2 separate regions of the Mus musculus genome follow, and region 2 is linked to region 1. Evidence: chromatin loops called from intact Hi-C (ENCODE). Cell type or tissue: heart. All regions are shown on one strand. Each heading gives the region's core, and the rest is flanking DNA. Links, peaks and the distances in the headings are about the cores only. Region 1 holds the start of Gpam (glycerol-3-phosphate acyltransferase, mitochondrial). Region 2 overlaps Tectb (tectorin beta).

Region 1 (5,381 bases), core at 382-5,381:
TCTCTGGTCACACGTTAGTTATATATGCTATTAACTGCACAGTATATTGTTTTTATTTTTGTTGTAAGCAGTCTGCTATCTTTTAAAGGTAATTTTAATAAAAAAATACTTTGGGGGTCCTTAAGATCCTGTAACTCCTTTGTGTAGGTTCAGATTTCAATATATAGCATTTTGTTGTTTCTTTGGAAGTCAGTGACATATCTTACAGCCTAGGTCTTCCAGACATGAATTCTTTCAGTGTTTATCTTTCTCCTCCCTCCAGGGACACCAATCACATGCACCCACCCAAGTCCCCTGATGCCGTCCCTGTTCATTATTTACTTCTGGTTCCCCAGTGCTGTGTTCCACATAGCTCTGACACGATGTTTTAAAGTAATTTATTTTACTTTTTGGTAACATTTAACCTGCTGTGAATTCATCACAGGTGTGTATGTATGTGTTTATATGTTTACAAAAATCCCAATGCTTTTATAAGGTTTGTGACTTTGATTTGGATTTCTAAGATGGGGTCTCTTGTGGCCCAGCTGGCATTAAATTCACCGTATGGTGGAGGGTGGCTTTGAACTTCTGACTCTCTGCCTCTTCTGTGCTGGTATTCAAGGTCTGTTCTGTATCACCACACCTCCTTTTATGTGGTGGTAGAGACAGGGTGCACGACTTCACGCATGCCACCTTGGCAAGCCACATACCAGCTGAGCCACATCCTCTCCCGGTCTAGATCTGGCTGAATCTTTTTTCCATGTCTCTCTTCTACTTGCTGTTAACTCTGCTAGCTCTAGCATTCTTGATTCATGGGTTTCTCCATTTCTGCTGTGCATCACTCTTTCCTGTTTTCTTTTTTCTTTTCTTTTTGCATGCCTGCCTACAATCTCAATTTGAAACACTGAGAATCTCACTTTGTGAGGAACAGGATATTTTAAATTTTGTTCCCTGTAAGCATCCTCATGCTTTATTCTTGGGTACTTTGGTGGTCTTTTGTTTGTATGCTTGTTTTTGAAATTGTCCAAGGGGTAGGGGTGGCACTGGGTTTTTAGGGTTGTTAAATATGACCATAATATGACTTTATTGTAGGGCTATTTTTGCTCTGCTACTGAGGTGAGATCATTTATGTCATAAATAATGAGGTTTCTAGAGTCTTTGAAGATCAGGCATTTTAAGCATCCTTTATGACCACCGAGAATCTTTTAGCTATGACTTGTAGATCCAAGAGCAGTCCCCATATTGTGCTAGCCACAGTGAGTGTTCTTCTTCACTTCATGTTTATGTGTTCTTCTTCCCTGAACCTGTGTCTGCAGGTCTCCATGGCTTCTTTTGCCACATAGCTTTCTCCTCTCTGGTACTCTGATGTTGCTCCTGCTTTGACACCCATAGTCTCTCAATTCTATCTCCTCATTTCAGTCTACCTAAACCTGGCTGAATTCCTTCTTTCTGTACTGAAGCCTGATAACTCTCTCTAGGTGATAAGCCAAAGCAAGTACAGGGTTCAGCTCATTGTGTGCCTCCCCTTGGACTGTCGACCTAAGGTACAGAATGTCTGATTCTTGAATGTCACTGTTTTATACTGCCTGTTTGGTTTTTCTTGTATTAAATAAGACAGCAAATTCTCCCCTGTTGCTCCATCTTGACTGGCTAGACTGGTTACTATAAATCACTCTGCTGATAAAATAAATTGCTTAGGGTGCCACCTGTTTCCAAAACAATTTTCATTATGTAACCAGAACTTAGCACGGCAAACCCACATTCACATGCACAGCCACTCTTGTGCAAGAAGAGTCACTATGACTGAGTTTTATGTAAGACACACTTTCCATATGGCTTACATTTTAGAATTTCTTTGTCAGTCTAATTCATTTCTCTTATCTTCTTTATCAATCTAAAGTTTTTCTTCATGCTTTCCTTCCATGCCTGTTTTGTTGTTAGGGCCCCTGTATCCTGTGCACAAAATTTCACAATGTTTTGGGATAAGAAATTACTCTTTGTAGCCAATATACACTCCTTGAGAGCCTTAGTGAAGTATGTTTGTTTTTTTTTTTTGCTAAGGTACATGTGAGGCTAAATCAAGGCAGGGTCCTTGATGAATGGCCACTTCTACTCTCTGGGGTTGTTTCCCAGAAGAGAATATTTGCTTTGTAGGATGGGTTTATAAAGAGAAGTGGAAAGTTCAAGCTAAGGAAATCTAGTTTTTCTTGTTGTGCCTCAGCTCCCAGTATTTACTGGGTGCTTATTATAACATATTAATTAGGACCCTGATGTAAGGCACTGTCGCTGCCATGGGTTTGCAGTCTGACACCGATGGATGAGGACCTGAGACATGGTGCTCTGGTTAATCTTTGAGATGTCGCAGGAGGCTGTGATAATGGAGGAATGGGGTGGAAGGGAAGGCTTGGAGAAGCAGTTCTGGGACTACAGAGTGCTGGGATGAGAGGCAGAAGCACAACAGGAGAGGGACAGCATCTCCGGGCCACAGCAGGGACAACTGCTGGGGACAGAGGGAGAGGAGCGGCCTCTCTGTTTATGTCTGATGTGCTGGGCCCAGGCATTTGGGTTCTAGGGAGCTATGGGCATGTTTTTAGTTATCTTTCAAGCCTTCCTTTGTCTATTCTACATTTTTTTCGCCGTTGCGGGCTCGGTCACTCAGACATTTCACAACGTTGCACTCTGCAGTCCTTGCCTCTTCATTCTTCACAAATTGAGCTTGGTCTCACATACAAAAAGGCAAGATCACGCACAAGTACCTAAACCCACGCAGCCCGAATGCATTCCGCCACAGGACAGGGCCTGGTGCTAGCCTAGGCTAGCTGAGGTCACGCAAGGGAGATGGCAGACAGACAGACAGACCCACCGGCCGATGCACGAAGCATGCAGCTTGGGCAGTGTAGACATCAGGCTCACTCCCCATGCTCTCCGTCCCCACCGTCCCCTTCCTCCAAGCGCCTTACGCTAAGCCTGGCGGCCGGCAGCCCCGACGTCACTGCCGCGCGCCGCCCGCGTCATCGCGGCGCGCCGCTGCAGCAGGCGCAGAGCCGAAGCGCTGGCAGCTGCGTGCGCCCAGGCGCGAGCTGCCGGGCGGGTGGAGAGGAGCGCGGTGCGCTGTGCGCGGTGCGGGCTGCGGCTGCAGACGCCGCTGGGCCGGAGCGCGGGGTCAGGTGCGTGGGTGGGCGCCGCTCTCCCTGGGCCCGCCCGAGGCTTTGCAAGAGTCCGGGGCGGACACCCGGGTTCCCCCTGGAGTGGGCCGGGCTCCCGGATGGGTGGGCACGGTATCGCTCCAGGGACCGGGCTGCAGTGACAGCACCAGCAGGGCTGACATCCCAGCACGCTCCGTCCCGGGGGGCCGGGAGGGAAACCGAGGCAGCGGGGGACTCCGCGAGCAGCTGGCTCCAGGGACCGCCCGCTGACAGCAGCCCCGCGTACCCCACAGTGTCCCGGGCGTGCTATGGAGACCCCTGCCCTCCCTGCAGCCGGACACAGCTGTCGGGTGGCATGCTGCCCATTTTCCAGATGGGAGAAGCAAGGCGTAGTAGTTAACCAACTTGTCCAAATTCACATGCGTGGTGTGCAGACGGGGCCTTGAACTCCAGAGGGGCCCCCTTGCCCCTGCCTGTGGCCCACTGTCAGATTTTGTTTTCTTCCCTGCTCAGCACTGCTGTTTAGAGCCTCTGGGATTCTTTTCTTTTATTCTCCTCCCCTCTCCTGTAAAAAAATCTGGCTTGACCTCAAGTAAACCCTGTGGGGCTGGAGGAGCAAGGCTTGGACGTCTGTTGGCACAAGCCTCCCTTTCCTCCTCCGATCGCCTCATTTCTTTTCTCAGGCTGCAGTGTGCTCCCCCACTCCCGGCCCCCCTCCGTTGTGTGGCCATTCAGAACCGGAAGTTGGTAGGGGGAGGGGGCGTCGAATCTTTATAATAAAGAACTTTTCCCACCAGATGGGGTGCTTTACTGATCTCTGGTGTCAGCTGATTGCTTATGCTGAACGGCTAAGGGCAGATGTTGTTTTGAGGCTAAACAGTTATCGGAGCAAATCCACGTGGGGATTGTAAAGAGTCCAGGTGTTCCTCTTAGAGAACAGTGTTCTCTCACTGAAGGTGGATTTTGATTTTAAGAGAAGAATCTAATGCTGGGGGGCAGGGGGAAGCCAGCAGCTAAAATAATTAAATAAAGATGATATAAGGTTTTTAAAAATTAAAAAAAGCTGCATTCATACATATAAAATGTCTTACCAAGTAAGCTTACGCTGGGGCTGGAGATGTGGCGCAGTGGTTAACAGTCCCGCTGATCTTTCAGAGGATCAGAGTTTGGTCCCAGCACTTGCATCAGGTAGCTCACGACCTAGCTCCAGGGATCTGATGTGCAGTATTGGCCTCCTCCAGCACTCATATGTATATGCCTATACATGCACACACATCCATAAATAAATAATAAAAAAGTTTTTGTCTCTATCCTCCCAGGGATACTCAGTTATTAACAAAAGTGAAATAATTATTCGTTGCAAGCCAGTATTATTACAAGTGCCTTATTTTGAAGTTGTCTTCCTTTTTTTTACAAGTGACTTCTCATGACAGTTTTGCCCAGGAATCTGAAGGCTACAGCTGCTGTATCCTTGTATGTTCGGAAAATACTGGTCTGTGAATGTTGACCTTTGAGGTCAGGGCAGTTTAGCAGACATGTAAACAGATCGGGCCAGATGAGCACTCTACCACCAAGCTATAGCTTTTTGCTGCTACTCACTACACTAGCAATCTGTCAGTTCATGTAATATCTTGTTACTAAGCAGAACTGTGAGGAGATGAGCAGTTTGAGGCCCGGGGTTACTCTCTGGATACTTCCTTGAGTAGTGCTTATTTCTTACAGCACATGGTTTGGGACTTGCACGTTCTGCCATGGAGGAGTCTTCAGTGACAGTTGGCACAATAGACGTTTCTTATCTGCCCAGTTCATCGGAATACAGCCTTGGCCGATGTAAACACACCAGTGAGGACTGGGTAAGTTGACGAGAAGCCTTCATCACAGCCCACTTAAAATGTTTGCAGTGATATCAAGTAGAGATTAATCATCAAAGAAACTGCTTCCGACTCTTAGAAATGGTGTTTTTACAATCTAAGATTTAAAATTTTTGGTAGTATTAACTGGGAAGAAAAAAAAATGGGTGGAAAATTTCAGAGCAGTAATTGTATTTAAAAAATAAAACTTCTTGTATGGAGGCAAAATAGTAACCATTGTTTTGTGTAGTGTGCTTAAACATTTTTTTTTTCCTTTTAGTATCTACCACACAACTTATATTTAGTAAGCCTGAGTTTTATAATGGAAATTAACTCTAAAACATAAAAAACAGGAAACTTGTTTATTAAACTAATTGAAAAGCATGCATTTTCTTGTGGTGGTACT
Region 2 (5,381 bases), core at 52-5,051, 96 kb before region 1:
TGGCCAACTAGGAGGAGGGAAGACAGCATTTACATAGGGAGTTTCTCCCCCTCCAGCATGGAGACAATGGGCGAGTCCATCTTCCTGTTGAACTCAATTCCTACCTTCTTCCCTTGTTGAGCACCATGGCTTCTTGTTCTAAATACTTTGTTCCATCATTAAAGAAAACAAATCATAATAACTTATGCAGCTCTTAGACCAGCCCCATGACATACATACATCTGTCTGTCCACCCACCCATCTGTCCATCCGTCTACCCACCCGCCCATCTATCCCCCTAACCTCCATCTACCTATCATTCTATTCAACCATCTATTTATCCATATACCAATCCATTTACTTACCCACTCATCCATCCATCCATCCATCCATCCATCCATCCATCCATCCATCATCCATCCACCCATCCATCCATACACACACACCCATCCACCCACTATCCATCCATCCATCCATCCATCCATCCATCCATCCATCCATTTGTCTGAGAATTTTATGGACTTTAGGAACATGTGTTTTTACTCTGCTAGCTGACGCACTGGAAGTGAAGAGAATTTGAACTTTCTTTCATCTTTATCTTGCAGTTTAGTTGGAAGGAGACATTTTTAAAAAGCAATAACGCAACATTAAGGACTAGTAGAGCTATAAACAAAACAATGAAGCAACCACATAATCTAATATCGTGATATTAAAAGGGCATTAGAAAATTCTATTCGGTTCCAGAGATGGGGTTGAATAAGGTAATTGTTTATTATATTATTATTATTATTATTTGTATCAAAGATGTACATTTGCTTATGGCCCTAGCCCATCTGCTTGCCTAAATTATATGCCAATAACAGACTTTGTTAAATCTAGCCTCATTTAATATTATAACATAAACATTTGATATCCAGACTTGTACATCACACAAAACACAATAAAAATACAAACACAGATATCTGCATGCGCACCTGTATTCTTACACACACACACACACACACACACACACACACACACACACACACACACACCCCACTGGATATATATACACATGGAAGAGGAGAAGAAGAGAGTGAGTAGGGGAGAGAGACAGAAAGGGACAGGGTTTTATGGCTAGGAGCAGTTTCCTCAAATCTGTATCTAGTGTTGTGTGTATGAACCAAGGATGCCTAAGGCAATATGTATCTTTCTTTTCTCTGGATACATGTTTCATGTTTAGTACAAGTTAGAATTCACAGCAGACATTACACCGAGGGTGCTTTCTCTTAATCCCTCACAGAATCCTAAGGCAGAAAGGGTAACTAAACCCCGTGTGGGGCTACCAGTTAACTAAACTGAACACATCTCTTCACTCACAGGAGAGTGGACTCCTGCAGGCAGGGCTCGACCCAGGTGATTCTAACCCCCACCCCTCCAATGTTAGCCATGCAAGATGGCTACCTCCTTTACCTCTCGTCTGTAGACTACTGTAGTATTGGAGTGTTTGAAGTACAAACGATTGAAAGTTTGTGGGATTCTTGGAGTCTATGAAGTCTCAAAACCTTTGGGGGAACACTGGGATTGTCTTCTCTCATAACATACGAACACTGTAAACTGTGGTCACAGGTTACTTACTCCAGACATTTTATTTAGTCCATAGCACCAGGTTGAGATACAAGACCATACATCAGGATCAAACATTGTTTTTAGTCTGACAGCCAAAGACCTATAAGCTTGGCTATATGTGTGCTTCGTAAGAGTTCCTGACTAGGATCAAGAAAGCAGGTTTTCTGTAATTCTCAGCTACAACAAACTCTGACGTTACATTAGGAAGTGGTTCCAAACTGATTGGAGCATGAACTAGATACCAAGTTTAGAATACATGGGACCACCGTGCACTAGCCTGCGGCTAAACAAACACAATTTCTAAGTTCATTTACCCAAGTTGTAAAAGGATTGGTAAACCACAGACATCAAGACCTCTCAAGGGCATGAAATACAGAGGGACAAACTGATATGTGATTTCAAATGCCCAGTGTGAAAGTGACAAAGGGGAAAAAAAAAGACTTAGCACAAGGTCTCTCCTGTCATACCACAGCTCATGCTCTCACAGGATTGGTGTGTTCACTTGGCTTCTCATTGCCAAATGTGACCTACGGACGTTGGCATGCTCTGGGTCACAGGGGTGGCCAGTTCTGAGAGTGTGCTGTCATGTGATGTCATTGACTGTGTATGCATTACATTTCTGATGAGTGGATGGTTCAGTCCCCACAGTCACAAGTGACCAAGAAGGAACAGGGCTTGGATGTTCGCATCCCACCATCCTGACAGGAAGACTTCCAAGAGCACACACTAGGCTATTGAACGCACAGGGCACCACAGGTGTGAGGGAAGCTCGGCTCTCACCTCTCAGAGAACCGGCTCGGCCAGAGTCTTTCCACTCCCGTGCAAATACAGTTCACGGAGGCAATGCCACACTCTTCTGTGAAATGGAGATGAGTTTTACTTGTTCATAGTCGATTTCCTATTTATTTGTGACTAAAGAAATAGAATCTCTTGTAAGGATAAGACATCTATACCTCCCTAATGATTATATCTATTTAAGAAACCCTATGATAAAAGCAGACTGGTACTAGCGGCTCTCAAGGATCCCCTTCTCATCCATTACAGAAGTTTGAGTAAATATATTGTATTTAACTTGGACTTCCACATCGTGGTTGAAGACTGGAACTTCCTGCCTGGGGGCTCGATGCTGGTCCTTAGAACTGTACTGTCTCAATGACAGAGTGCCTGCTGGGTAAAGTTGGCTATTCCTGTGGATTCTGTATTTGGCATTGATTTTTTTTTTTTGGTGTTTGTCTGTCTCTGCCTCCAAATGTTAAGCTGCATGTGATGAGTGTGTGAGAGTCTTTTATAATGAAAGTAGCTTCCAAATGCTGCTCTAATTTGAGCGGAGGAGAGAACACTCCTCTCTGGCTTCATGGAGAAGATTATCAGGATCTAACGGCCGCAGGACGGAATAAGTGGAAGTGTGGCTCTGAGGCAGAGGTTCACCAAATTCACATCCACACACAAACATGGGGGAACACATATTTGGCAAAGGGCTGTTCCCAGCTCCCCAGCCATGCAGTCTTCTGTCTGTTCTTTTTTTGGCAGCACAATAAACGAATGTGTCATAGTTCAGGGTGGCCTTGGAGAGAGCTGCTACAGCTGTCCAGCTGTCTCCTACAACACAGCCCAGGTCCCCAGCATCAGGATGAGGTGAAGAAGAACATCTGCAAAACAGCGGGCCAGAGACGGCACTGAGAAACAGCTGTGTCAGGCCCAGGGGAATCCAGCCAGGGTTAATGCAACATGGTTGCTGTAAAGCCCCCACATTTTATACATTTGTTACTGTTCATTCCCTGGGGCTGGCATGATCCACTTCTAGAGGACAGAGGCCCTACTAGGTGTGTGTACATTGTGGACCTTTAGGCAAACAGACATCTGGCTCCTCCCCTTAGAAGCTTCCATGGCTGCCTGCTCTGGCACTTCCCCCGGCCTTCACCCATGACCTTGTCTTGTTCACTGTATTGTTTAGTGATGAACTATAATTAATTCATAGAGTACTATATATACTAGGGACACTCATAGCCCAGTTTCCCCAGAGGAAAGCTGAGTATCGAGGGCTGAGGTTCTTATTACTGTCACTCCACTAAGGAACAGCAGAGTCATAGCTTGGCCTCAAATATTTGCTAAGCAAGTAGATGGCCTGACCGGAAATCATGTTCTCCAGATTCGGGAATCTTAGGGAGGCCATGTGGTGTGGGCTTTGCTCAGAGGGTGGGGTCTGATGGCTCTTCAACCATTTGAAACAGTTCCTCCCTCTCAGGTCGAAGGCCAGCCATAGTAAGACCTCTTGACCTCTGCCCTCCACCCCCACCCCTAACTCGAGAGTACGCCAATATGTATATTTTTAATGACAGATTTTTCTGGGGCCAAAATAAATATCTCTAACACCTATACACACTTCACAAAAGCATTGCCCCATGACACTTCTCAGTAGTGGCTCTTTGTCTTACCTGAGAAGTCACAGAGGCCGGAAAATGCCCTGCCTGGGGTGAGCAAAGAGAGAGAGAGTGGAGGTTGAAAAGGGGCATGAAAGACGCATCAGATCTGTGTGTGAACCACAAACCCGACCACGTGCGACCCCCTTTAGAGCATAACCACTGCTTTTCAGAGGGAGCACCTCCTGGGGCTTACGAGAAAACCTTCTCAGAACCTTCCCTAGAGCGCCATCTCCTTGGCTCACTAAAGCAGGGGCTGTCAGATATTTTGGAAAGCACTAGATATTTTTAGTATCTGGTATTTTTTTTTTCTTTACACTTTTGGGCAGGGTCTGACTATGTATCCCAGATAGGCCACAAATTCACTGTCCTCCTGCCTCAGCCTCCTGAGTGCTGGGTTACGGGTGTGTGGTACCACACCAAGCGTGGCCTAAGTGTACTGTCACTGTAGCCTGAATACACCGGTAGGCAACGACACCTGCAGGAACATGTGTCTCTGTCTCCTCTGTGTTCTAATAAAACTTTATAGACACCGAGATTTTAACTTCATTGAATTTTTATGCACCATGTTTTTTCCTTTCCTTTTTTAGAACCGCAGGGAAGTGTACAGAACCTGTGTTAGATTGCAGGCCACACACAGTCAAGAGGCAGCCTTTGTGTAGTTGTGCTTTGAGGACAACTCCAGACCTCACCCCCCACAACCCCCAGCATCCGCCAGGCCACATTGATATTTTTCTCACAGTCTATAGGGCCTGCACCATGGCTGTGGACACACTCTTACATGGCCCTGCCCTCCGGACCCCTCAACGTTCCAGTTTCCCTCTGTGTAAACCATCCCCACCCCCCCCCCCCCTACACACACACACTAGGTAAAAGCTTGGTGACAGGTCTCTATGAGTCTTGCTCATTTATGGAACTCAGTGCCCAGCCAGGCTTGGGTGGTGACGGCTTGCTGACATCCCTAGGACACCTGCATACCTGCTTCACTGTTCACTGCACTGCACCATCACTTTGGAAGCTCAGCTCCGCGCTTCCTAATGCCTCGGGTGCATTTGGCTTTGGCCTCATAAGACGTTCAACAAACCTCACGTCCTTGCGTCCACGTGATCAGGCCCCTGGCACTCGGCACTCAAGGAGCCCGTGAGTGCTGTGTCCACAGGCACGCCTGGTTTGGCAATTCAATCAAAATGCTCAAACCTGTGGTGCCTGTGGACACAGCCCAGGAGTACACATATTGGGCAATCAGCTTACTCCTCAGGGACAACTCCACAACCAGGACACCTCCTGTCTGGTCACGTAGCATGCGCTTCCGTTTGTCACAGTTCTGAAGACCGGGAGGAGAAATGAAAAAGAGAAAAAAGAAAAATGAACTTC

The links. Hi-C counts contacts between places; a loop is a spot of excess contacts. Peaks named below come from ENCODE experiments on the same cell type or tissue, not always from the same donor. Only the 100,000 strongest peaks of a DNase experiment are listed, where the experiment ranks them.
Region 2: it touches region 1 in a loop (3-fold over the local background); 19 of 42 quality-filtered maps call a loop at or near these places.

What each region holds. Positions count from the first base shown.
Region 1 is chr19:55,097,094-55,102,474 of GRCm38, reverse strand. Gpam (glycerol-3-phosphate acyltransferase, mitochondrial) reads left to right here and starts at 2,998. Exons shown (of 21, transcript NM_008149.4): 1 at 2,998-3,146; 2 at 4,848-4,978. The coding sequence starts at 4,877. It overlaps Gm31356 (a long non-coding RNA gene), which reads right to left and starts at 2,932. Exons shown (of 3, transcript XR_001782666.2): 1 at 2,843-2,932. In heart, for the core only: no CTCF peak of the experiment used is centred there; DNase peaks (open chromatin) are centred at 3,104 and 3,794; H3K4me3 peaks cover 2,023 bases; H3K27ac peaks cover 1,766 bases.
Region 2 is chr19:55,192,514-55,197,894 of GRCm38, reverse strand. It overlaps Tectb (tectorin beta), which reads right to left. Exons shown (of 10, transcript NM_009348.4): 8 at 5,259-5,331; 9 at 4,023-4,055; 10 at 1,582-3,236. The coding sequence ends at 3,187. It overlaps Mir6715 (microRNA 6715), which reads right to left and starts at 5,217; the gene lies at 5,161-5,217. In heart, for the core only: no CTCF peak of the experiment used is centred there; a DNase peak (open chromatin) is centred at 3,174.